Linked DNA regions of Homo sapiens: region 1 is linked to region 2. A link is an interaction called in ENCODE POLR2A ChIA-PET data of the cell type or tissue named here. Cell type or tissue: PC-9. All regions are shown on one strand. Each heading gives the region's core, and the rest is flanking DNA. Links, peaks and the distances in the headings are about the cores only.

Region 1 (2,909 bases), core at 309-2,808, 75 kb before region 2:
AAAGGGCAACCAGCCTATCCTCTGACTCACTGGTGCCAGTGTATGTGGTATGGAAGTGGATGGCTGGGGTCTTTTCCTATCTGGACTCTCTCACTGCTTCTCTAACCATGGTTTGAGGTACAGTCAAGCAGGTTTTTGCCACCACCTCCCCTGTTCCTGGTAGAATGCAGTCTGGGAGCAGGCATGGGACGTGGTCTCATCTTCCTCCAGAGCGTCCTCTCCTGTCTTTGTGCAACACCAAATTCATCCGCATCCCGACCCTTCATCTTGGTGGTAAACACCTCGCCTGGAATCTTACTTGCGTTCCAACCCAAAGAGATTAAATCTTCCTGGACCGCATTCTTTTTTTTTTTTTAAATGGTTAATTTATTTATTTTTATAGCTCCTGCAATTTAATTAAAAAATTGACTTTCAGTCTGCAAAACTGGGCTCTGCTTAATTAGATTCCACGGATCTGTCCTGAAAGGTATAAATCTTTTTTAAAAATAATTATTACTAAATATACTGCTGTGATAAATGACTCAAACCCTTTGACGTAGAGAAAAGAGCGGGTGAGGGAGGAGGTTATTTGTCTGTTTCTGTCAGCTCCATTTTTGTTCCAGGCCGTGGCCTTGTTCGGGGCTGGCTGGGCGGGGGTTCCCTCTGCACAGCCTCCAGCTGGCCCTTCCACCCGCCTGCTGAGCTGCCTTCTCAGCCCGCCCCACTCTTCCAGGGGCGTTACGTGGGCTGATGAGATAATGTATGTGAAAGCCTTTGTCAACTGCAAGGCACAATCGAATGCCAATTATTATTGTTATTCTTACCATACTCTGGGGAAACCCTGTGGCCCTCACCCCTCCCAAACGTACTAGGCGGGACAGCCCGGGAAACTGAGAGGCTAGACTGCCCCTCCCATGTGGGCGGAGGTTCCTGGCACAAGACGGTCTCCCCGGCCTGTGGGGAGGGCTTTATTGCTACCCTCCTGGTGCCCCCTTAGGAATGGCTTTCCCAGTTCTTCCTGGCTTCAGGGGCCTTCCTCCGGAAGGAAATCTCCTTAGTTCCAGTGAAAGTTCTCGGGCCGCTGAAATCATCGACTCCTTAGGCCCCTCCTCACCTCCGCCGCACAGCCCCTTCCCCTCCCGGTGCCCGCAGTGGAGCCAGGCTGCCTCGGAAGGATCTGACCGGCAATTTCCTAGAATTGTGCTTCTGGAGCTCCTCAGTCGTCCACTCCCTGCCCCTCTTCCCCACCTCATTTAAGGCTCCTCTCCCCAGAGCCCAAGTCCCCGTAGCTGTCCCAGCTCCACCCTGATCTAACTTCCTAGGCCTCACAGCTCTCTTTATCATAGCCAGTCTCTTCAGGGGCTGTCTGCTCCCCTTGTGGGGAGGAACTGGGGCATGGGAGGCTACAGGGCCACCGGGGCCCATCAGGAAGTTCAGTAGCTGTGGTTGACAGGACAACCACTCTTGGTTAGGCCTTCCCAGTGCTGTTCATCCCCGGCTTGGCTGGTGAGAGGACTGGACCATGTCTGCTCCCTCTCCCGATAAATTGAGCCTGACTGGTGCCAAAAAGGGTGGGCGGGAAGCACAAAACAAGAGTCACTGGACAGGAGGGGAGCAATTTATCCTTTCTTTATCCCAAACTGCCAGCCGTGTACCAGGGAGCAGTGCCACGCCAGACCTCCAAGCTCCCAGTGGCCACCCTACGTCCAGGTCCCACAGGGTGGACTCCAGGAAGAGGCCTGGGAGGTCAGGGGAGAGGCCTGCCTGCACTTGATGGATGGTCCTGAAGAAATGTCTGGCACTTTCCTCCCCCATGAGGGCGGTGGAGCTGCAGCCACCTCTCCCCCGCATTCCTGCCTGCCTGCCTGCCTGGGAAGGAGGGGTGAGGGGTGGGTCCAGCAGGGAAACCAGGGCTCCTGGCCCAGCTGAGAGGCATTTTGCAAACTATGACTCAACATTTGTCTACACTGACATGGGGAATGGAGGAGCACGTGGACAATCCCCAAATTTCACCTGGGTTGAAAGGCATCCATATGTTCCCACCCGACCCCCACTTCCTCCCCAGCTCCCAGGCCTCTCCATTCAGTCCATACTAATTATCTGATTCCTACTGTATGCCAGCCATTGAGTAACATAACAGTTCTCAAGGTGTGGTCCGCAAATCCTGGGAGTCCCAAATATTTTTTCAGGGCATAGATGAGGTCAAACGATTTTCATAATAATTCTAATACGTTATTTGCCTTTTTGACAGAGTTGACACATTGCATCGAAGTGCAAAAGCAATGGGGGTAAAACTGCTGTGGCTTTACATAAATCAAGGCAGTGGCACCCAATTAGTATTGCATGCATTCTTCACCACTGCACACTGAAAAGGCTGGTTTCACATAAGAATGTTCTTGATAAAGCAGTCAACAATTATTAACATGTAATAGGCTTATTATTGTTATCTTACATGAGTTAATAAATAAGGATTTGTCGGGCCGGGCACGGTGGCTCACGCCTATAATCCCAGCACTTTGGGAGGCCGAGGCGGGTGGATCATGAGGTCAGGAGATCGAGACCATCCTGGCTAACAAGGTGAAACCCCGTCTCTACTAAAAATACAAAAAATTAGCCGGGCGCGGTGGCGGGCGCCTGTAGTCCCAGCTACTCAGGAGGCTGAGGCAGGAGAATGGCGTGAACCCGGGAAGCGGAGCTTGCAGTGAGCCGAGATTGCGCCACTGCAGTCCGCAGTCCGGCCTGGGCGACAGAGCGAGACTCCGTCTCAAAAAAAAAAAAAAAAAAAAAAAATAAATAAATAAATAAATAAATAAGGATTTGTGGCTGGGCGCGGTGGCTCACGCCTGTAATCCCAGCACTTTGGGAGGCTGAGATGGGCGGATCACGAGATCAGGAGATCGAGACCATCCTAGCTAACATGGTGAAACCCC
Region 2 (2,909 bases), core at 158-2,657:
CATCTCAGCATCCCACTCCTCTGTTCATGCTTTAGACTGTGTCATTAACAAAATAACGCACAACTTCCAAAATCTTGATTTCAAGTTTCCCTTTATCTGCTGACCTCCTCCTGTCATTCCAGTTCTGTTCCCCTCTCTAGCTTCTCCACTTCAGCACTTCCCTGACTCCTCAGGTACCTTCAGTCTCTCGACCCTCTCACTTTTGCATCTTCCATCAACATCCCTCGGGTCCTCATTGCCCTTCCTCCTCACCTCAGGTTCTAAGGCTTCTAATTGTAATCACTGCCTTAACCCCGTTGATTCTGTCTCTCTCTGTTCTCAACCCAGTTAATCCACCATTTCACCTATAGTAACTTGCCAGTTAAATCCACTGTTCTGCACCTGCACTTGGATAGCTGAATCTGGCTGGAGAAAAATGCATAGCTTTGTTGACTTGTCTCACTTTAAATCTATAACCACAGACCCCAAAAGGGACCCTTGGCAATACCTGGCGGTTCTGTGTTTCCCTGGTTGATTCATTTACCAGTTCTTTCAGATAATTATTTCACAATTTGTCTTCTCTCCTCAAAGCTCAGTACATCTTTCCACGTTCTCCCTTTTCCTGAGAAGTTTACTCACTGAGAAGTTCAGGACTTCGAGACCAGCCTGGCCAACATAGTGAAACCCCATCTCTACTAAAAATATATTTAAAAAATTAGCTGGGCATGGTTGTGTGCGCCTGTAATCCCAGCTACTTGGGAGGCTGAAGCAGGAAAATTGCTTGAACCCAGGAGGCAGAGGTTGCAGGGAGCTGAGATTGCACCACTGCACTCCAGCCTGGGCAACAGAGGGAGACTGTCTCAAAGGAAAAAAAAAAAAAAGGAAACGAAAATAGGAGCAATCAGGAAACTTGTATGTGCTCCCTCCCCGAAATCAGCAGTCTTCTGTTATGCAAATGATACGTCACTGCCCCTAAGGCCAACCCTTCACTGGTGCCCTGGATCCCATCCCCTCTCACCCACTGCACTCCAGTCTGGGTGACCGACAGAGCGAGACTCCGTCTCAAAAAAAAAGACTTTCCTCTTGAAATTACTCCTCTCTTTCTTGTGTCCTCAAATTTTCCTTCTCCACTGTATCGTTCTTACCAGCTTACAACTGATACCTCTTTTTTTTTTTTTGAGACAGAGTCTCACTTTGTTGCCCAGGCTAGAGTGCAATGGCGTGATTACAGTTCACTGCAGCCTCTACCTCCTACGCTCAAGTGATCCTTCCACCTCAGCCTTCTGAGTAGCTGGGACTACAGGCATGTGCCACCATGTCTGGCTAATTTTTTAATTTTTTTGTAGAGACAGGGCCTCTGTACGTGTGCGTGCATGTAATTAGGTAAGCAAAGATACTGTGTGCCAGTGGGAGTATGGGCTTGTATCAGATGATGCTGTTGGGTTCTTGTGTATGTTCTGTGCTTTTCTGGTCTAATTTCCCCAAGACAGGACTGGACCCAGAGCTGGCTTCCAGGAGATTCACAGACCATCACAGCTGGAAGGAGGCCAAGAGAAAACACAGTCCCCATTCCTCACTTCACATATATGGAAACTGAGGCCTAATTTTTAAATGTTTTTGTAGAGGCAGGGCCTCATTATATTGCCCATGCTGGTCTTGAACTCCTAGGCTTAAGTGATCCTCCTGCCCTGGCCTCCCAAAGTGTTGGGATTACAGGCATGAGCCACTATGCCCAGCCCAATCCTTTATTGATGGAAATTTTTCTTATGTCCATTTCTTCCTTCTTGCAAATATCTGTTTGTATACCTACATACTGGTGGAAAAATAACAACATAAGGTAAATGTTTGGCAGTAGAAATATTAGGTTAAGTGGCATGTTCATTTTTAATTTGTTTTTGAGAAAGGATCTTGCTCTTTCACCCAGGCTGGAGTGCAGTGGCATGATCTCGGGTCACTGCAACCTCTGCCTCCCAGGTTCAAGCGATTTTCCTGGCTCAGCCTCCCTGAGTAGCTGGGACTACAGGCTTGTGCCACCACGCCTGGCTAATTTTTGTATTTTTAGTAGAGACGAGGTTTCGCCATGTTGGCCAGGCTGGTCTCGCACTCCTGACTTCAGATGATCTGCCTGCCTCGGCCTCCCAAAGTGCTGGGATTACAGGGGTGAGCCACCGAGACCAGCTTTCATTTTTAATTTTTGTGATTACCAATTTGCCTCCTAAAAAAGTTGTACCAGTTTATATGGCTACCCACACTTCATGCGATGCCTGTGTACTTGTCCAAACTGGGTGTTATTGAGCTTTTACTTTTTGCTAATCTATGATGTGAAAATGATATCTTTTTCTGATTTACGCTTATATAATTCTGAGTGAAATGGAACTTCAATTTTTTTTTTTTTTAATTTTTTTGAGACGAGGTCTCACTCTGTCACCCAGGCTGGGCTGGAGTGCAGTGGTGTGATCTCGGCTCACTGCAACCTCCACCTCTTGGGTTCGAGCGATTCTTGAACCGTGCATCACCATGCCTGGCTGATTTTTGCATTTTTAGTAGAGATGGGGTTTCTTTCTTTCTTTCTTTCTTTTTTTTTTTGAGCAGCAGCAAGATTTATTGCAAAGAGCGAAAGAACAAAGCTTCCACAGTGTGAGAGACCCGAGCGGGTTGCCCGAGATGGGGTTTCATCACGTTGGCCAGGCTGGTCTTGAACGCCTGACCTCGAGTTATCCACCCGCCTTGGCCTCCCAAAGTTCTGGGATTACAGGCATGAGCCACCATGCCCAGCCAGTAACATTTTATAATGTTAAAAAGAATCCTGTAGGCCGGGCGTGGTGGCTCATGCCTGTAATCCCAGACCTTTTGGAGGCTGAGGTGGGTGGATCACCTGAGGTCAGGAGTTTGAGACTAGCCTGGCAAACATGGTGAAACCCCATCTCTAC

Evidence for each region. Peaks named below come from ENCODE experiments on the same cell type or tissue, not always from the same donor. Only the 100,000 strongest peaks of a DNase experiment are listed, where the experiment ranks them.
Region 1: POLR2A ChIA-PET joins it to region 2 with 12 read pairs; 8 of 35 experiments call an interaction of 5 or more read pairs at or near these places.

What each region holds. Positions count from the first base shown.
Region 1 is chr1:153,696,324-153,699,232 of GRCh38, reverse strand. It overlaps the pseudogene GEMIN2P1. Among named protein-coding and RNA genes, the nearest start is that of MIR8083, 8.0 kb to the right of the region's middle. In PC-9, for the core only: no CTCF peak of the experiment used is centred there; a DNase peak (open chromatin) is centred at 1,832; H3K27ac peaks cover 926 bases.
Region 2 is chr1:153,621,338-153,624,246 of GRCh38, reverse strand. All of the region lies in intron 2 of S100A13 (S100 calcium binding protein A13), which reads left to right. Among named protein-coding and RNA genes, the nearest start is that of S100A13, 4.7 kb to the left of the region's middle. In PC-9, for the core only: no CTCF peak of the experiment used is centred there; no DNase peak of the experiment used is centred there.